2 separate regions of the Homo sapiens genome follow, and region 1 is linked to region 2. A link is an interaction called in ENCODE POLR2A ChIA-PET data of the cell type or tissue named here. Cell type or tissue: MCF 10A. All regions are shown on one strand. Links, peaks and the distances in the headings refer to the core of each region. The heading gives the core; the rest is flanking DNA.

Region 1 (10,719 bases), core at 1,608-9,607, 61 kb before region 2:
CAAGGCTGAGGCAGGAGGACTGCTTGAGCCTGGAAGGTAGAGGCTGCAGTGAGCTGTGATCACCCCACCCCACTCCAGCCCAGGAGACAGAGCAAGACTCTGTCTCAGAGAGGGGAAAAAAAAAACACAGGAAAAATTACTAAAGAGCATTCTAGCTAGTCTCCTCTCTAAGAAAGATCTTCTGATCAAGAAGGAAAGACATTTTAGGAGGGACAGGCCCATCCTTTCAATTTATCTAGCTAAGCTTAACATTTTATTCAATGTGAGTTATGTTTCTTAAACTTTGGCCCTTGTGACTGGAGCTATTCAAACTTTTTTTTTTTTTTTTTGAGACGTAGTCTCACTCTGTCGCCCAAGCTGGAGTGCAGTGCTGTGATATCGGCTCACTGCAACCTCCGCCTCCCGGGTTCAAGCAATTCTCCTGCCCCAGCCTCCCAGGTAGCTGGGACTACAGGCATGCGCCGCCACGCCCAGCTAATTTTTGTAGTTTTAGTAGAGATGGGGTTTCACCATATTGGCCAGGCTGGTCTCAAACTCCAGATCTTGTGATCTGCCCGCCTCAGCCTCCCAAAGTGCTGGGATTACAGGTGTGAGCCACCACACCCGGCCTCACACAAACTTCAAAAGGACACATCATCAATGTTCCCAGGGGAGTGACAAGAACTTAAACATTCATGAGTAAGAGCAATGTTCACAGGTATGCCCAGCTCAGTGGGAATGTCATCATCCAAATCAGTCACTAGCCACCACAGTAAGGTGGGCTTTTCAAACATTATCATCATTTTTGAAATTAGCCAAAAAAAAAAATCAAACCTTAAACATTGTTCAATTCAATAATTCGAGTCTCATTTTTAAACATACCATGTCTACAATCTTCATCAGCTTGCACATAATTTTTCTGCAAAACAAAAATACAAGATAAAATTAAGTATTTCAAGAGCTGCTTTTAACAGAGATGTTGTCAAAGGGAAACTTGGCTTTGTTTCAAAGTTTAATCATTAATGTTGTAAACTTACTATTCACAGAGCAAAGCTAACACATGTGCCCTCTGAGGATTACAGGGCACTCTACAAATAAACGTCACAGTATACTTCCTAGTCCATGGACCCCCACTCCTACTTCTCACCTTCTCTAACCCTAACTCATCAGCACCTCCCTCCCCGCCAAAAGCTTTACTGAGAAAACTGAAGCCACAAGAAGAGAATTTTCATAGACTGTCACCACCACGTCTCCCCACTTCCCAGCATACACTCTGTCTTCCTTCTACCTGTTAACAGACATACTACCATGCTCCTTTCTAAAGTCAACCTACGCCTGTGCAGATCAACTCAGCCGCCTACGCAGGTATGGCACTCCAGCAAGCCTCCTCGACTTGTCCTACATCATTAATTTTTTGCTTTTGATTGGTTCATTTCTATACAGAAATACAGTTATTTCTCCCATCTAAAAAAATATTTCCCTTGACTTTATCTCTCCCACTAGCTACCATTCCTTTTTCTTTTTCCTTTTCCTTTCTCTTTTTTTTCTTTAGTGTCTCTTCATGGCAAAACTCCTCAAGAGTTGTCTATGTTGATGTATTTCAATTCCTTCCCCCAATTCTCTCCTAAGCCCTCTTTTTAAGCAGACTTTCACCCACTACTCCAAGGAAGCCACTCTCAAGAGATCACCAGTGACCTCCACTGCATCCATGTGGACCCACACGATTCACATGTGCCCACTCAGACACATTCTCATGGCTTTCTTGGCAGCTGCTGACACTACTCCTCATTTCCTCACTTGGACACACTTCCTTCCTTCACGCGGCTACCAGGACTCCTTCCTCTCACACTTTCCCCTTTCCTCAGGGTTGCTCTTTAGGTTGCTTTGCTGGTTGTTGCTCTGCTCCCCAACCTCTTGACACTGCAGCAGCCCAAGACTCGGCCCTCAGTCCTCGCCTCTTCTCTATGATGCTCATTTTCCCTTGGTGATTCTACGCTGGCTCAAGACATCATATAGCACTTCTATCCCACAGTCTTCAATGAATCTCTCTCCCAAATTCCATACGTGCATATCTGACTGCTTACTCAGCATCTTCAGCTGGGTATCTGAATGACATCTCAAACTCAGTACGTCCAAAACTGAACTCCCACCTTCCCCCACAAAACCTCCTCCCCAGCTGTAGCCTTCTAACCTCAGTTGAAGGAAACATCATTCTTCCAATTGCTCAGACAAAAAGTATCGAGGTAAGTAACTGCGACTGCTCCCCCTCATTCCCTGCATTCAATACATTAGGAAACCTGATTGCTTCTATTTTCAATGTATAAACCAAAACCTAGTTACTTCTCACTATCTCCACTGCTACCATTTTGATCTGAGCCACTCTGGCCTGGATTATTCTAATAGTCTCCAATCTAGTCTCCTTGCATCAACGCTTATCCCTTTACAGTTTATTCTCAGCACAAAAGTCAAACAATTTCTGTTAAATTAGATCACACCACTCCTCTGCCCAAAGCCCTGCAATAGCTCCCCAACTCACAGAGAATAAAAACCAAAGTCTTTATCACGAGCCAGCAGGCCCCACAGGCTTTGGTCCTCCCACCTCTCCACCGCGTGCACTCTACTCTGGCCACACTAACTCCTAGCTGCTACTCAAGCACAGCAGGCATGCTTCTGCTGCTGGGTCTGTTTCCATTGCCTGCAATGCTCTTCCTCCAGTTTTACACATGGCTCACCCCCTTGCCTCTGGTTATCACCTTCTCAATGAGGCCTGCCTTGACCACTCTATTTAAAATTGTAACCACATCTCTAACCCCAATATTCCCAATCTCCCCTGCCCTGTTCTCCTTTTTTCATGCGGTTACTACCTTTTAACAATCTATGGTGGGGTTTTTTTTTTGGTTTTTGTTTTTTGTTGTTTTTTTTTTTTTTAAGACGGAGTCTCGGAGTCTCGCCCTGTTGCCCAGGCTGGAGGGCAGTGGTGCAACCTCGGCTCCCTGCAACCTCTGCCTCCTGGGTTCAAGCGATCCTCCTGGCTCAGCCTCCTGAGTAGCTGGGATTATAGGCACGCGCTACCACGCCTGGCTAATTTTTGTATTTTTAGTAGAGACAGGGTTTCACCATGTTGGTTAGGCCAACTCAAACTCCTGACCTCATGATCCACCTGGCTTGGCCTCCCAAAGTGCTGGGATTACAGGTATGAGCCACCACGCCCAGCCGGTGTTTATTTTTTATAATGCTTATTGTTTATTTTCTGTTCCCCTACTAGAAAAAGTATCATAAAGAAGAGACTTTTCTTTCTCTTTCATCAATATATATAACAAGAACCTAGAACAGTGTCTAGTACACAGTACATACTCAATAAATACTTGTTGAGTGAGTGCATAATCCAAAATGCCCTAAAGTAGAACAGTTTTCAAGGTTCAAAAACGTAGTTACCTTGCCATCAAATATATTCAGCAATCACCAGCCACTTCACTCACATCTCTTTGGCCCAGAATTAGCTATTTGTATCGTCACCCCTCAATGAAAAAGGCCATTTTACATAGTTCAGCATTGGCTTATTGACAGTGTTTACTCACCAGTTGCAAAAATGAGGCAATTCTGTAGAGAAGACTCTCGATTTTGATGCGTTCTATTTCCAATGGACAAGGCCCTGTGAAGTCTGCCATGGAGTACTGGCCAAGAGAAAGAAGGGCCTCTGTGCAGTGCTTGAGGGCCATTTCATAGTCCTGCCTCTTAAGTGATTCACATGCTTGTTCACATGACTTTTCAGCTCTTCTGTCTTCCATGACTCAGGGACAAAAATCCTACAGACAGGGAGAAAGAACAAGAGAAGGTTTTTTAAACTTATTAATTATAAATTCTAGCCCCATTCCTATCTCAGCTGGCTTAATTATCTATCTGAATACTCTCAGCTAGCCTTTTGATCAAGGTCACAGCTAAGCAGCAGCTATTGATGCTACAAAATCTATACTTCTCTTTGATATTTTATGAAGTCTTTACTAAGATTCAAGCAAAATGTCAATCATAAGCCAGGATCATACCAACAATATAACAAATTTATAAATGAGGCAAATTTAGAAATGAAACATGACTGTGAATACCGCAAAGTATACAACAAACCATAAAGGATCCCCTTTCTTAACCAAAGGGACAGAAACGTTTCATATCCAAATCTCCAAATTTCAGTTTCCTAATTTCAGTCTCACAGTTCTGTGACCATGATTGCAAAAAACCAAAATCTATACCATGCAGGATTATTTCCCACCAATTAAAAAACTGGTTGGAACTGTATGAACTGTCCATTAATTCAATTCAACAAACATTTCTCGAGGGCCAGGCCCTGTGCTAGCAGCAATGAATGCAAAGACAGGGCATGTCATCTCTGCTTTCAAGAAACTCAGATTCTAGCAAGACAGGCAAAGCACAAATGAACAATTACAAAAAAGACTTATTCCATCTGCCTAAAGGCATGAGCTGATTGCAAAAGGTGAACAGGAGTTCACCATACAGATGACAGGGAGAGCAAATGTGAGCTTTTCAGAGAGACGAGTTCAAGTGAAATCACCAAGGGGAGAAAATACACAGCCTAAACTCAAGGTACATCAGAGGAGTAAGAGAAGCTATGAATGACCTCAAATGCCACAACAAGAAGCAAGGGTTTTATTCCACAGGCAATGGAACACGATGAAATTTTTTAAATACGGAAGGAATCTATCAAACATAAGTCCTACCAGTTCTATAAAGAACTGGTTAGAAATAGAAGAAATCACAGCTTGCCACAGGGGAAGAAATGGCAAACATTGCCATTAGTAAGAGATCACTAAAATAGTCCAAGTAAGAAATAGCAGGAGTTTACACGTTGTTTCTCCCTAGCTATAACACTCATGGCAGGGGTGGAAAACTTGGACACAGAAGACCGACATCCTTTGACCTGACATTCACAATACTGCTCCAAAGAGTCACTCTTGCTGACCATCTCTGTCAAACTTACAGATTGCTTTCCGTGCCTGCATCCACCTTCTCTCTCTCCTGCTCCTCCCTACCTTCCACCTTAACCGCTGGCCTTACGGTACTTCTTTGTCCCTTCCGCCTGCCTCCAGCCTACATATATGTTCTCTGCCAGCCTTCTCGGCTTTTATAATGACACATGGGCCCTGCCCTCTCCTCGCTGTGCTGTAACCATCTGCTGCCAATAAACTGCAGTGCAAGATGAGGGGAGAAAAGTCATTGATGGGCAGCTCATAGAGAGCAGCAGGAGGCAAGATGACAGACATCTGAAGAGGTCTAAGCCCCTTCAGCTTTTGAGATTCTTGGTCTACCAAAACAGTAGAAATAGCTAGGGAATGAGATAAGGGAGAGTTCAAAAAGGACTTCAACAGTATTTGTCAGCATTTGTTCAATATTGGGGATTTACACATGTGGTACAATATAACATTCCCTACTTTTCTCAGTTTGGAATTTTTAATTTTAACACTTTTTTTTGAGACAGGGTCTCACTCTGTTACCTAGGCTCGAGTAGAGTGGCACAATCACTGCTCACTGCAGCCTCGACTTGCCAGGCTCAAGCAATCCTTCTAACTCAGCATCTTGAGTAGCTGGGACTACAGGCATGCACCACCATGTCCCGCTAAATCGTTATTTTATTTTATTTTTGTATTGACAGGGTCTCCCTATGTTGCCCAGCCTGGTATCAAAACTCCTGGGCTCAAGCTGTCCTCCCGCTTCAGCCAACCAAAGTGCTAGGATTACAGGTGTGAGCCACTGCACCAAGCCTAAACTAACACTTTTAATATAAAAAAAGAAGAAATTTAATTGTGTTATTAAGATAACTCCCCCCCCCCCAAAAAAAAAGAGTACTGTATTCTTGGTCTTTTACATGGTTTCCCTTTAAACTTCCTCAGCTTTCCTTCAGGGAGGCTGTAATTCCCAGTTTAGTTTAAGGGTAAGGGGATTTAAATAAGACACAGTTGGTATGCATGCCTGTTACACAAACATACATTGATGTGGGTGAAATCAATTGTTCAATAAAAGTCAAAAATAATTTCTGTATCACTACAGCAATGTTGCCCATTAGACAAAGAGTGGCATTACAAAATTACTAACTCATGATATAGTCCAGATATAAAATATCAACACTATTAACATTTTGGGCTCAATAATTTTTTGCTGTGGGCCATTCTGTGCATTGTAGGTTATTGAGCAGTCATTATCCCTAGTCCTCACCAGCAGATGTCAGTAGCACGTCCCCTGACTTGTGACAACCAAATATGTCTCCAGTAAATGTCTGGAGAAGGCAAAATCAGCTCTAGTTGAGAACTACTAATATAGACAAGCATACACTGCTTGCCAGATAACAGCAACACAAGATTCATAAAGTCCATGGATACCAGAGGCCCTAGAATTAGCAAATCTTCCCTACAGAACTCCCAGCCCACATCCAGACCAATAATACAAAAAGAAGTCGTAAGAAAACAAAGCTAATAATGCACCAGCTAAAATCTTTCTTAGGAATGAGTATAGCACAGTGATCCAGAGCACAGACTGGGAACCAGAATTCACCAGCTGCACCACTCTCCAGCTGCATAGCCTGGGGCAAGTGGCTTTACATGGATTATTTCAACTTGCTCACCTCTAAACTGGGAAGACAACTAATACCTACCTCCTAGGGTTACTGCAAGGATTAAGTGAAATAATACCTATAAAGTACTTAAAAGAATGCCTGGGACATAAGTGCTCAATAAGTGTTAGCTATTATAATGTCTCTAAAATTCCTTATTTTCACTTTATATAAAGTTTTTTGTTGTTGTTGTTGCTGTTTTTTGTGTTTTTTTTTTTTTTTTTAAGAGACAGAGTCTCGCTGCGCAGCCCATGCTGGGAGTGTAGTCGTGCAATCATAGCTCCTGCTGCCACACACTTGGGAATCATCCTCCTTCCTTGGCCTCCCAAAAAGCTGGGACTACAAGTGCATGCCACCACAACCGGCTAATTTTTTTTTTATTTTTTTGTAGAGACAGGGTTTCAATGTGTGGCCTAGCCTAGTCTTAAACTCTTGGCCTCAAAAGATCATCCCAACTTGGCCTCCCAAATGCTGGGATTACAGGCGTGAGCCACTGTACCCAGCCTACATAAAGCTGAAATCACTTTACTGATCTCAACATACAATACGGTATAGACAATGAAGTATTATTCTATGTAATTACTTTACCTACTTGACAGAGGATTTTCACCTATTTTCTCCATCTCAATACACTGGTAATGATTATCCAAAGAATAGCCATTGGAGAAAAAAGTATATCTGCAAGTCACTGACAAGGACTAGCTAAACCGTAAATCTGGCTATGAGGGATGATCACAAAGATTAATATCAACAATGATTCCCAAACATATTAGCCAGGGAGAGCTCGGTAACATTAATATGTAAGTAGAGATTAAGCGCAGAACTATGAATTTCAGGAGCTTTGAGAGGAAATGACTCAATTTACGACCCTTCCTCAGAAGTGGATATCTACCCCAATTACCTTTGTTAATCAGGGCCTGATGACTAGTTTCCAAGATCTACCTGAATCACAGTAGGGTCACTTAGCTGTAGTGTGGAACTCAATACAACGCATGCTCCGTTCAGCTGTTTTGTCGAGCTTTTCAGAAAACAGCATGACCTTACTGCACCCACTCCTTCTGAAGAAGCTAAAGTGGTTTATCAAGCATAAAAGCAAAACTGTCTGTCAAAGTCAAAATGAGAAAACATCTCAGGCCATGCTAAAATGGACTATGGATAATACGCAGTGAGAGATCTAGAAGTACTTCTAAATGAGGCCAGCTCCCAGATACACTTCAAGAGTGTAGCTGACACCCCTGCCTAGGACACATCGATACATCTGTATCTATTGTATGTGATCCTGCTACCTGAACGTAACAGCCAGATCCAAGGGCAGATACTGACTAAGTGAGGCCGGGCACGGTGGCTCACGCCTGTAATCCCAGCACTTTGGGAGGCCGAGGCGAGTGGATCATGAGGTCAGGAGATCGAGCCCATCCTGGCTAACACGGTGAAACCCCATCTCTACTAAAAATACAAAAAAAAAAAAAAAAAAATTAGCCTGGCATGGTTGCGGGCGCCTGTAGTCCCAGCTACTCGGGAGGCTGAGGAAGGAGAATGGCATGAACCCGGGAGGCAGAGCTTGCAGTGAGCCGAGATCGCGCCACTGCACTCCAGCCTGGGCAACAGAGCGAGATTCCGTCTCAAAAAAGAAAAAAAGAAGATACTAAGTTGGGTCTCTAAGGATTTTTCCCACAGGGACAGAGTGGCCCAGGGAATGGAAGTCGCTGGAGCTGAGTCACATTAAGCACATTAAGCACACCAATGTAGGAAGAAGCATCACATTCGCCCATTGCTGAGGTCCGCCCCATCTGTCTTGACTCTTTCTCTTCCTGTTAAAAATTATCCAAACTTGGCCGGGCGTGGTGGCTCACGCCTGTAATCCCAGCACTTTGGGAGGCTGAGGCGGACAGATCACCTGAGCTCAGGAGTTTGAGACCATCCTGGCTAACAAAGTGAAACCCCGTCTCTATTAAAAATACAAAAAATTAGCCGGATGTGGTAGCACATGCCTGTAGTCCCAGCTACTCGGGAGGCTGAGGCAGGAGAATCACTTGAACCCAGGAGGCGAAGGTTGCAGTGAGCTGAGATTGCGCCATTGCACTCCAGCCTGGGCGACAGAGCAAGACTCCCTCTCAAAGAAAAAAAAAATATCCAAACTTTTATCAAAGGAACATAAAACACTAATTTCCTTTAAACTCCTATCCCTGTGAGAAACACTGACTTGGAGGATGTGACTTCACAAGCAAGAAAGCTGAAATCAGAAACCAGGACTCTAATCCAAATCCACTAACTCCTCTGATCTGTTGCTGACCTATAAAAAGAGACTAATACCATGCAATGAACGTTAGTTGTTCTGCCACCAAATACCCATTCCCTTCCCTGGTAATAAAAGCCCACGATTTCCCTTCGAGAATTCACCTCTCCCCATCTCTCAGACCATGTGGTTCCTGAAGAGCTAACTCCACCAGGGATGTGGGGTGGCATGTGACACTAACTGGCCAATCCGAGCCTCACAGCCCTGAACACAGGGATTGGCTCAGGGTAGGCCATATGACCCTGTAAGAGCCAATGAGACACCATGAGACTCGCTGAGGCTTCTGGGAAAGAAACTGAAGCTCCTTGCAGCTGAATCTAAATTCTGAGAAACTACAGGGGGTTGAATATACCGCAGCCATTTTTCTTACAGTGTCAGCAACTGAAGTCTATACAGGAAAAGGCAGAGCTGATTCACAGGGAGAAACTAAGTCCTGATGACATCACCTGACCCCTGAATCCAGCTCTGGCTAGCTGTGCCTGGACTTCGAAGTTAGGTAAGCCAAGAAACTTTTTTCCAGCTTAAGTCAGTTTAGGTTGATATTTCAGGCAGTTGGAACCAAGACAGTCTTAATTTAGATAATCTGATCAGTACCAAATGAGCTGATAATTGTCTTGTAAAATAGTGTATACACGATTATTAATAACAATGATCATGTTATTTATTACTAATAACAGTAAGTGTAAAGAGAAAAAATAAGTGAGCATGGGAGACAAATGGCTTAGTGTGATATATGATTCTTCTGTGTCTTAAAAATATAAGCCTAGGTTTCCATGCCCATAGTGCTCATGCAAACATGGTGAACGTTGCTAAAACCCGCCGGACTTTCTGTAAGAAGTGTGGCAAGCACCAACCCCACAAAACGACACAGTACAAGGGCAAGGATTCTCTGTATGCCCAGGGAAAGCAGCGTTATGACATGAAACAGAGTGGCTATGGTGGGCAAACTAAGCCGATCTTCCGGAAGAAGGCTAAAACTACAAAGACGACTGTGCTAAGACTTGAGTGCGTTGAGCCCAAACAGATCTAAGAGAATGCTGGCTATTAAAAAGATGCAAGCATTTTGAACTGGAAGGAGATAAGAGAAAGGGTCAAGTGATCCAGTTCTATGTGTCATCTTTTATTATGAAGACAATAAAATCTTGAGTTTATGTTTAAAAAATTACATATATATATAAGCCCAAAGCATTTGTTTTAACAACTTATAAAGTTACTTCAGTAATAACAAGAAGCTTTTACTGAAGGTTCATCGTGTGCCAGATGTTTAAAAGATTATATGTACGTAATCTAATTTAATCCTCACAATGACCCTATAAAGTAGATATTAGAATTGTTATTATCATTCCCATTCACAGATGAGGAAACTGAAGCACAGAGTTAACTTATCCAGTTACACTGTAAACGACAGAGGCAGGATTCAAATCCAGGCAGCCCGACAACTCCTACTTTTACCACGACACTGATTCTGAGCCCACAAGCAACTAAGGTTCTAATGCTATTCCAACAGAGTAAAAACTCAAAGTCCAGCACTCCCAAAAGCACCAAATGTGACAGTGAAATATCACCTTTTAATTCTGAAACAGGGTTAACATAGTTCTGCATTATAAAAAGTATGTCTGTGTTAGTAACCGCAATGTTAGTGATTACCATTTTAAAAAATGTAAAACACACACACACCCCTAAGCCAATTATCTCCTTGGTTAAGCAAAAATCCTAAGTGTCCCAAGACAAAGGAGTGTATTAATTAGCACCATCTTTCCATAAAATGGTAACATTTGCATCCTTCCACAAAAGTCAACTTTCAGACAGTATCCCATCCCTAACT
Region 2 (10,719 bases), core at 1,435-9,434:
ACAGCTGGGATGACAAGGATGTGCCAACACGCCCAGCTAATTTCTGTATTTTTAGTAGAGACGGGGTTTCACCATGTTGGCCAGGCTGGTCTTGAACTCCTGACATCAGGTGATCTGCCCACCTCAGTCTCCGAAAGTGCTGAGATTACAGGCGTGTGCCAGTGCACCCAGCCAGACCCAGATAATTTTTGTATTATTTGTAGAGATGGAGTTTCTCTCTTTCTCTTTTTTTTTATTTTTACCTTTCACCTTTTTATTGGCCTCCTGCTCCTCAAAGTGTACCCTGTTTCTTCTGGCTTAATGTCTCAGAACTTTGGTGTCGTTGGTCTCACACACCTCTTTACCATCCACTATCTGGGGGGTGGTGGTCTTATGGATGGTTTGCATGGAGTTGCTGCTGTCCAGGGCATCACAAAGATTGAAGTCCTCGTCGTCGTCTAGCAGGTGGCGATAGGTGGCGATCTCAGCCTCCTGATTGACCTTGATGTTTAGCAAGGACCCGTTCTCCTGGTCCTGGCGCTGCCCCTCTGCCTGGGAGATGGAGTTTTACAATGTTGCCCAGGGTGATCTCGAAATCCTGATCTCAAGTGATCCACCTGCCTCAGCCTCCCAAAGTGTTGGGATTACAGGCGTGAGCCACCATGCCCAGCTGCACTTTTTTTTTTTTTTTTTTTTGAGATAGTTTCTCTCTTGTTGCCCAGGCTGGAGTGCAATGGCTCAATCTTGGTTCACTGCAGCCTCCATCTGCCCAGTTCAAGCGATTCTCCTGCCTCATCCTCCCAAGTAGCTGGAACTACAGGTGTGCGCCACCACGCCCAGCTAATTTTTGTATTTTTAGTAGAGACAGGTTTCACCATGTTGGCCAGGATGGTCTCGATCTCTTGACCTCGTGATCTGCCTGCCTTGGCCTCCCAAAGTGCTGGGATTACACGTGTGAGCCACCGCGCCTGGCCCCAGCTAATTTTTTGTATTTTTAGTAGAGACGGGGTTTTGCCATGTTGGCCAGGCTGGTCTCGAACTCCTGGCCTCAGGTGATCCACCCACCTTGGCCTCCCAAAGGGCTGGTATTACAGGCGTGAGCCACCACTCCCAGCCCCAGCCACCCATTTTAAATAATCGTGAAAGTTTTAGGGATTCGACTATCATATAAATTCTGTGCTTCGTTTTGTGCAGGGCCCTCCCAAAAGTTATTTCCTCTTTTGGAAAGGATGTCACTACTGGCCACAGTACCCCTGGTATTTAAGTCAATGATGTTGTCCACCCATCCCAGTCTGTCTTTGTAGTGTGCCAGTTGGGATGACTCCATAGCTACGCACAGGCATCTGGTTACTTCCTTATGTCTTCTAGTGTAGCCATGCCCAAGCATTTACATATTGAAATTTTGTATCTTATTTACCTTATTTTATTATAAATTAAATGCCATTTATTTCTCCTTTATATTAGGTCATTGTATTGTGGAGTTTCATTTTTGGAATTATGTGCATAAGTGGGTTATTTTCTATATTAATTTCTTTTTTTATCTTCAACTTTTAAGTTCTGGGGTGCATGTGCAGGATGTTTAGGTTTGTTACATAGGTAAACATGTGCTACGCTGGTTTGCTGCACAGATCATCCCATCGTCTGGGTATTAAGCCCAGCATCCATTAACTGTTCTTCCTGATGCTCTCCCTCCCCCCTCAACCTCCCCGCTCCCATGAATTTCATTTCAGGAGAACAGAGAGAGTATTACAAAATGTTTGGTTAAAAGGAGGGTAATGGGCACGATCCAGTTGAAAATGACTGAGCAGACAAGGATATGGCCCTAATCACCATCCCCTTCACATTTGGTGTGGCTTTGCATGAGATCTTAAACTCTTTAGGAAAGAGCTGCTTTTTTTTTTTTTTTTTTTTTGAGACGGAGTCTCGCTCTGTCGCCCAGGCTGGAGTGCAGTGGCGCCATCTCGGCTCACTGCAAGCTCCGCCTCTCGGGTTCACGCCATTCTCCCACCTCAGCCTCCCGAGTAGCTGGGACTACAGGCACCCGCCACCATGCCCAGCTAATTTTTTCTATTTTTAGTAGAGACCGGGTTTCACTGTGTTAGCCAGGATGGTCTCAATCTCCTGACCTCATGATCCGCCCGCCTCGGCCTCCCAAAGTGCTGGGATTACAGGCGTGAGCCACCGCGCCCGGCCGAAAGAGCTGCTTTTACACACTAGTTAGCATTCAGTGTGTATTTGGTTTAGAGAAAGGCCAGCAAAAAAATCATCCAGGAACCAGGCACGGTGGCTCACGCCTGTAATCCCAGCACTTTGGAAGGTCGAGGTGGGAGGATTGCTTGAGCCCAGGAATTCGAGACCAGCCTGGGCAACATGGTGAAACTCTTTCTCTACAAAATAAATACAAAAGCTAGCCGGGCATGGTGGTGCACTCCTGTAGTCCCAGCTGCTTAGGAGGCTGAGGTGGGAGGATGGTTTATGCCTGGGAGGTTGCATTGAGCCTGAGATCGTGCCAATGTACTCCAGCCTGGGTGACAGAGGGAGACCTGGTCTCAAAAAAAAAAAAAAAAAAAAAAAAAAGCAAAAACAGCAAAGGGATTATCCAGAGCAGGCAGAGGATAGCTCCTTTGTCCCAGATCCCTTGCGGGTATAAGCAACCTCCACTTCCTGGATCATAAGTAGCAAGGAACACCCAGCCACAAAAACCTGCCCAGTTACTCAGTGTGTCAGAGGCGTTTAAACCAGAGCGACTCCATCTTGAATAGGGGCTGGGTAAAAAGAGGCTGAGACCTACAGGGCTGCATTCCCAGGAGGTTAGGCATTCTAAGTCACAGGATGAGATGGGAGGTCTGCACAAGATACGGATCACAAAGACCTTGCTGATAGAACAGGTTGCGGTAAAGAAGCTGGCCAAATCCCACCATAACCAAGATGGCGACGAGAGCGACCTCTGGTCGTCCTCGCTGCTCATGATACGCTAATTATAATTCATTGGCATGCTAAAAGACACTCCCAGCGGCAGCATGACAATTTACAAATGCCATGGGAATGTCAGGAGGCTACCCTACATGGTCTAAAAGAGGGAAGAACCCTTGATTCCGAGACTTGCCCACCCCTTTCCCAGAAAACTCATGAATAATCCACCCCTTGTTTACCATATAATCAAGAAATAACTATAAGTATCCTTAGTCCAGCAGCCCAAGCTGCTGCTCTGCCTATGGAGTAGCCGTTCTTTATTCTTTTACTTTCTTAATAAACTTGCTTTCACTTTATGGATTCGCCTCTAATTTTTTCTTGTGCAAGATCCAAGAACCCTCTCTTGAGGTCTCGATTGGGACCCCTTTCCGGTGTTAAAGCAAACTAAATATGGCCTGAGAAGGACTCCGTATTTCTATATTTGAATCCTTGTGGGTGAACCAAAACCTAGCTTAATAGGTAGACAATATTGAAAACCTAACCTAGAAGTATGCACCTGTAACAATAGCTAGGTCTTGGCCAATGCCTGTGGCCATACTTCAGCCATTCATACACTGCTGAGTGTTCAAAGTCTGTTCAAATAAGGGAAACAACGAGGTGTAACCAATCCAGCTGTTCTTTACCTTACTTCCAAATTCTGTACGTCATTTCCCATTTTTTGTCTATAAACCTTCTTCCACCACGTGGCTACGCTGGAATCTCTGAATCTGCTGTGATTCTGGGGGCTACCCAATTTGCAAATTGTCATTGCTTAATTAAACGCCATTAAATTTAATTCGGCTGAAGTTTTTCTTTTATCACCGGTAACAACTGCGCAGAGAACAGCTGCAGACACTAAATGGAACTGAAGAGCACAAGCCCTGCCTGGGAAGGTCCGGAGGGTGGGAGGATGCTGAGTGGGGAGGAGGGGGTGCAGGGGCGCGGGGGTGTCTCTGAATGCAAATAGACATTGCCAGGCTAGGTGCAGTGGTTCATGCCTGTAATCGCAACACTTTGGGAGGCCAAGGCGGGCGGATCATTTGAGGTCAGGAGTTCAAGACCAGCCTGGCCAATATGGTGAAACCCTGTCTCTACTAAAAAATACAAAAATTAGCCGGGCATGGTGGTGGGCGCCTGCAATCCCAGCTACTCAGGAAGCTAAGGCAGGAGAATCGCTTAAACCCGGGAGGGAGAGGTTGCAGTGAGCTGAGATCGTGCCATTGCACTCCAGCCTGGGTGACAGAGCAAGACTCCGTCTCAAAAAAAAAAAAAAAAATATATATATATATATAGCAAATAGACATTGCCCTCCCCCTTTTCCCTGGAAAGTATCTCAGAAGATTCATCTTTTCTGTTTGGCATTCATTATGGTTTTCCAAGGCCCACAGGAGGTCCTCCCTTCTTCAGTCCTATGATGATGAGGACTTCTCAACAGTCCTATCCATTCCACTCCATAAAAGTTCTTGCCTATGTAAATTTTCCTCTGGGGATCGTCAGGCCTCCCCTCTTCTTGCCAATTCAGGACTGCCAACCCACCCTTTCAAATCCTGGCTTTGGACTTGATGTTTCAAAGCTTTCCTTCCTTCTTTGTTTGCCCTTTCCCGAGACTCAATACCAGTTCGCCTTTGCACCATGACCCAGAGCACAGGCCTAACCCACCCTCACTGGAGAATCAATTTCGGTATTTTCCATTGCCTCATAACTGCTGACCGATCATGTCCTCTTTCAAGCCCAGACCTGACTCCCAAGCTCCTGGCCTGGGCTAGAATCCAAGGCCCTATTTGCCAAGGAGAAGAGGTTGGACAGTTTTTCCAGCTGCTGCCTTGCTGAAACCAGAGCCTCATACCCGGTACCCTGACCTCATCAGTCCCATAGTTTGCATTACTCGTCTCTCAGAGGTGAGGAAGGGCTTTCACCACCAATATAACATTTTTTTTTCACTTTTGGAAAAGAAATTAAGAGCATCCAGTGTCCAGTGTCTACCTCCAAGAGGAATAGCCCTGTTGGAAAACCTAAATTAGCCATTTGGGCAGCTCTCCTATGTATTCTGCAAAGTCCTATTCTTTAGGGCATTTCTTGGGTTTGTACTGACCCACTGAATTTAAATGCTAGTGATAGAATCCAAGATTATATTCGAGATATCACTCCTTCCTTACACCTCAAACACAAACCAACAAAAACCCAGACATTTGCTAGGTGTAAAAGTCCATTAGAATTCTGAATACAATTTGATTTTTTTTCTTTTGATTATTTAGAAAGTATCTAGAGTATTGTGTCATGCAGTGGATTTTCTGGCAAATAAGAAGTCCATTCTGACTTGCCTTTAAGCCGCCTTCTACTTTGGATTCCTTTCCTCCTCTTTCTTCCCCATTGGTCACCTTTCCCTACAAAAATGATCAAGCTCCAATTCCCATCCTTCTCCCTGTCTGTGTCTTGCAAATTTCACAAGCCTCTGGTGTCAAAAGCATGTTGATGGCCCAGTCACTGCTGCTCCTGCAAAGCAGTCAACTAGGTTCCTGGAGCTCCAGCCTTCCTGGCTTCCCCAGGGAGATGAGAGTAAGCTCTGGTTTCAACAATGTGGGGGATGTCTTAGGGTAGGGAGAGGCTCAACTTCGAGTTGCAGCTGGTTTGTCCTAGGGTATTTAAAATCAAACATATGTGGCTGGGCAAGGTGGCTCACGCCTGTAATCCCAGTACTTTTTAGGAGGCCGAAGCAGGTGGATTACCTGAGGTTGGGAGTTTGAGACGTGCCTGACCAACATGGAGAAACTCCGTCTCTACTAAAAATACAAAATTAGCGGGGCGTGGTGGCACATGCCTGTAATCCCAGCTACTCGGGAAGCTGAGGCAAGAGAATCCCTTGAACCCGGGAGGCAGAGGTTGCGGTGAGCTAAGATCGCACCATTGCACTCTAGCCTGGGCAACAAGAGTGAAACTCCATCTCAAAAAAAAAAATCAAACATATGTTGCCTTGATTAATTTTCTCCCAAAACCCTCTCCTGTCTGGACTGCATAGGAGATTCATATTCCTTCTATTAACACAGCGTTCATCCTGTTTCTTATAAACGAATCTGTTTTGCCCCGTGCTTAGCACGTGAGCCTGCCCATGTTCCTTGCTCACAGTTGCATGACAAAGCATCCTACCTCAACTGACAACCATTGCTGGCAGGCCCAAATTGCCGGGAGGTTTCTTGGCGCCTCAGGGGATGGGAGCAGGATGAAAATTCAGCTCACCCAGCCTCATTACAATTAGGATTATTACTCGTGTCTCCATGCCCAGCCTGTCAGGCTGGGAGTGCCCGAGGAAGTGAGATTTGCTAATTCTTTAAATATTGAGTCAGCAAGGTATGACCTAAATAGTAACTCTCTATTAAATAGAACTTTAATTACAAAACAACAGCAATAACAATAAGAGCAAATCTGTTTTTCCAGTCTAGATATTATTATCTAGGTCAGGCCAGATAACCAGATTTACTGTACAGACTTCATGGGGCTGCTTTTGGAATATGTACAGCACCATAACCACCCTGATGTTCCTGTTTCCAGGCCATCAAGTTCAAATCGAAATCTGAGAATTCCTATCAGGAAAGCTCATGACCGCCCTTTGAGAGATTTTGTAAAATTGAGCAAAGCACATCCTGACAGATATTTAGATATAGTGCTACAGGCCATTTTGACAAAAGCAGATCATGAAACTATATTTTAAAAATCAATTTTTTTTTGAGACAGAGTCTCATTCTGTCACTCAGGCTGGAGTGCAGTGCCACAATCTCAGCTCACCGCAACCTCTGCCTCCCAGGTTCAAGCGATTCTCCTGCCTCAGCCGCCCAAGTAGCTGGGACTACAGGCCTCTGCCACTATGCCCGGCTAATTTTGTATTTTCAGTAGAGATAGGGGTTTCACCATGTTGGCCAAGCTGGTCTGGAACTCCTGACTTCAAGTGATCTGCCTGCCTCAAAGTCAGGAGTTCAAGACCAGCCTGGCCAACATGATGAAACCCCATCTCTACCAAAAATACAAAAAATTAGCCAGGTGTGGTGGCCTGCACCTGTAGTTCCAGTTAATTGGGAGGCTGAGGCAGGAATTGCCTGAACTCAGGAGACAGAGGTTGCAGTGAGCTGAGATTGCGCCACTGCACTCCAGCCTGGGCGACAGAGCAAGACTCCATCTCAAACCCAAACAAACAAACAAACAAACAAACCAAAAGACCTTTGAAGGGAAAATGATAATATGATAATATGAAGGGCAAAATTGTGATCCATCTGGCTTGGTTTATTATGTTTTTTCCCCCAGAATCCAGTCCCAATCAAAGTGTGTAAACAGCACATAAGACTGTGTTACCTGGGTCGGGCACATTGGCTCACGCCTGTAATCCTAGCACTTTGGGAGGCTGAGGTGGGCAGATCACCTGAGGTCAGGAGTTCGAGACCAGCCTGGCTAATATGGTGAAACCCTGTCTCTACTAAAAATACAAAAATTAGCTGGGCATGATGGTGGGCGCCTGTAATCCCAGCTACTTGGGAGGCTGAGGCAGGAGAATCACTTGAACTCAGGAGGCGGAGGTTGCAGTGAGCCGAGATCGTACCACTGCACTCCAGCCTGGGCGACAGAGCAAGACTCCGTCAAAAAGAATAAATAAATAAAGACTGTGTTACCTGCACTTCTGCCATTCACCATTCCAAGGAACTGCCTGTTGGGCCCAGGCGTTTCCAGAAAAAAAGTGAAGTGCAGATGACTAGGTGAAGCTCAGGATTTTGGGGAGGGTGAAACTACTCTGTATGATATTATAATGCAGATACATGCACGTCATTTTACATTTGTCCAAGCCCATAACGTACGATACCAAGAGTGAACCTTAATATAAACTATGGGCTTTGAGTGATGATGTTGTACAGGCCCATTGATGGTAATGTTACTGGAAAGGGGTCCCAGTTCTGACCCCGACAGAGGGTTCTTGGATCTCGCACAAGAAAGAATTTGAAGCCAAGCCATAGAGGAAAGTGAAAGCAAGTTTATTAGGAAAGTAAAGGAATAAAGAATGGCTGTTCCATAGGCAGAACAGCCCCGAGGTCTGCTAGCTGGCAACTTTTATGGTCATTTCCTGATTATATGCTAAACCAGGGATGGATTATTCATGAGTTTTCTGGAAAGGAGTGGGCAATTCCTGGAACTGAGGGTTCCTTCCTTTTTTAGACCATATAGGGTAACTTCTGGACATTGCCATGGCATTTGTAAGCTGTCATGCCACTGATGGGAGTGTCTTTTAGCATGCTAATACATTATAATGAGCATGTAATGAGCAATGAGGATGACCAGAGATCACTTTCATCCCCATCTTGGTTTTGGTGGGATTTGACCAGCTTCTTTACCACATCATTTTATCAGCAAGGTCTTTGTGACCTGTATCTTGTGCCGACCTCCTATCTCATCCTGTGATTAAGAATGCCTTAACCTCCTGGGAATATAGCCAGTAGGTCTCAGCCAGCAGGTCTCAGCCTTATTTTACCCAGCTCCTGTTCAAGATGGAGTAGCTCTCGTTCAAATGCCTCTGACAGTAACAAAGGTACCACTCGGGCGGGGGATATTGATAATGGGGGAGGCTGTCCTATATGGGGGCAATAGGTATATGAGAAGTCTCTGTATCTTCCTCAGTTTTGATGCAAACTTAAAACTGTTCTAAATTATTAAAGTCTATTGGAATAAAGAAAAATGCAAAGTGCTGGTACTAGTGCCTTAATTATAAAATGCCTTACCTACATTTCTCATAGCCCCAAAGTACTATCTCTCCATTGAGGACGATCAGATAACCTTCTAATTAAAAGGTTGGGCCGGGCACGGTTGCTCATGCCTGTAATCCCAGCACTTTAGGAGGCTGAGGCGAGAGGATCACCTTAGGTCGGGAGTTCAAGATCAGCCTGGCCAACATAGCGAAACCCCGTCTCTACTAAAATACAAAAATTAGCCAGGCATGGTGCTGGGTGCCTGTAATCCCAGCTATTCAGGAGACAGAAGCTAAAGAATTGCCTGAACCCGGGAGGTGGAGGTTGCAGTGAGCCGAGATTGTGCCACTGCACTGCACTCCAGCCTGAACGACAGAGCAGGACTCTGTTCAAAAAACAAACAAACAAACAAACAAAAAAAGTTGCTGAAGAAACTAAAATACATCACAAAAAGCTCCCCCCACCTTTTTTTTTTTTTGAGATGAGGCCTTGCTCTGTCGCCCAGGCTGGAGTACAGTGGCATGACCTCGGCTCACTGTAGCCTCCACCTCCTGGGTTCAAATAATTCTCCTGCTTCAGCCTCCCAAGTAGCTGGGATTAAAGGTATCTGCCCAGCTAGTTTTTGTATTTTTAGTAGAGACAGTGTTTCTCCGTGTTGGCCAGGCTGGTCCTGAACTCCTGACCTCGGATGATCCGCCTGCCTCGGCCTTCCAAAGTGCTAGGATTACAGGCGTCAGCCACTGCACCCAGCCTGCCCCGCTAATTTTTGTATTTTTAGTAGAGACAGGGTTTCGCCATGTTGGTCTGGGGCCAGGCTGGTCTTGAACTCCTGGCCTCAAGTGATTCCCCCAAAGTGCTAGGAAAACAGGCATGAGCTACCATGCCCAGCCCAAATCACTTATTTTTCATATAAATTAGAGTGTATTCTAGATTATCTTTATATCATCACTCACATTCGTTGACTCATTCAACAAACATTTATGGAGTGCCCACACACATGAACAAAGCAAAGCACCTGCCCTTGGAAAGCTTATGCTCTTAAACAACAGACTGGTAAACAAATATATAACCTAGTGCAGGGTAGCAGTAAGTGCAAGGTAAGGAGACAGTTACCCAGGTGACCCAAGATAGTTTTACTAAGGAATGTAAATAGTACATTTTGGGTGGAGACTTTATGGAGTAAGAGGGAGTCATGCAAAAATCAGAAGGAAGGCCAGGTGTTGTGGCTCAAGCCTGTAATCCCAGAAGTTTGGGAGGCCAAGGCAAGTGGACCACTTGAGGCCAGGAGTTCGAGACCAGCCTGGCCAACACAGTGAAACCCCGTATCTACTTAACATACAAAATTTAGCTGGGCATGGTGGTGGGCAACTCTAATCCCAACTACTTGGGAGGCTGAGGCATGAGAATTACTTGAACCCGGGAGGTGGAGGGTGCTGTGAGCTGAGATCACGCCACTGCACTCCAGCCACAGCGACAGAGTGAGATCATCTTAAAACACAACAAACAAACAAAAAAATCTAAAGGAAGGGAACCAGCACACCAACCCTGAGGTGGTGTATGAGTTAGGAGGATTTTTGCCCTTGGCAGTACAATATCCACTGAAGGATGGCTTAGGCCATACATCCACCTACTAGGTACCACAAAAATAATAAATAAAATAAAATAAAATAAAGAATGGGTTAGGCCAGCAGTTCTCAAAATGTCATCTGGGGACCCCCTGGGAATATCCATGACCTCTTCTCAAAGCCTCCACCAGGTTAAAGTTTTTTTTGTTTGTTTTTTGAGATGGAGTTTCGCTCTTTCACCCAGGCAGGAGTGAAGTAGCACAATCTTGGCTCACTGCAACCTCCACCCCCGCAAAGTTCAAGCGATTTTCCTGCCTCAGCCTCCCAAGTAGCTGGGATTATAGGCCCGCACCACCACGCCTAGCTCATTTTTGTATTTTTAGTAGAGACAAGTTTTCACCATGTTGACCACGCTGGTCTCGAACTCCTGACCTCAGGTGATCCACCCAACTCGGCCTCCCATAGTGCTAGGATTACAGATGTGAGCCACTGCATCCAGCCAG

Evidence for each region. Peaks named below come from ENCODE experiments on the same cell type or tissue, not always from the same donor. Only the 100,000 strongest peaks of a DNase experiment are listed, where the experiment ranks them.
Region 1: POLR2A ChIA-PET joins it to region 2 with 20 read pairs; 8 of 35 experiments call an interaction of 5 or more read pairs at or near these places.

Annotation. Positions count from the first base shown.
Region 1 is chr17:67,215,038-67,225,756 of GRCh38, forward strand. HELZ (helicase with zinc finger) reads right to left here. Exons shown (of 33, transcript NM_014877.4): 4 at 3,558-3,785; 5 at 862-898. The coding sequence starts at 3,767. It also overlaps the pseudogene RPL36AP48. Among named protein-coding and RNA genes, the nearest start is that of HELZ-AS1, 24 kb to the right of the region's middle. RefSeq lists an enhancer at 8,976-9,270. In MCF 10A, for the core only: a CTCF peak has its summit at 6,235 (motif pointing right); a DNase peak (open chromatin) is centred at 6,224.
Region 2 is chr17:67,275,818-67,286,536 of GRCh38, forward strand. No RefSeq gene overlaps it. Among named protein-coding and RNA genes, the nearest start is that of HELZ, 36 kb to the left of the region's middle. In MCF 10A, for the core only: no CTCF peak of the experiment used is centred there; DNase peaks (open chromatin) are centred at 4,704 and 6,144.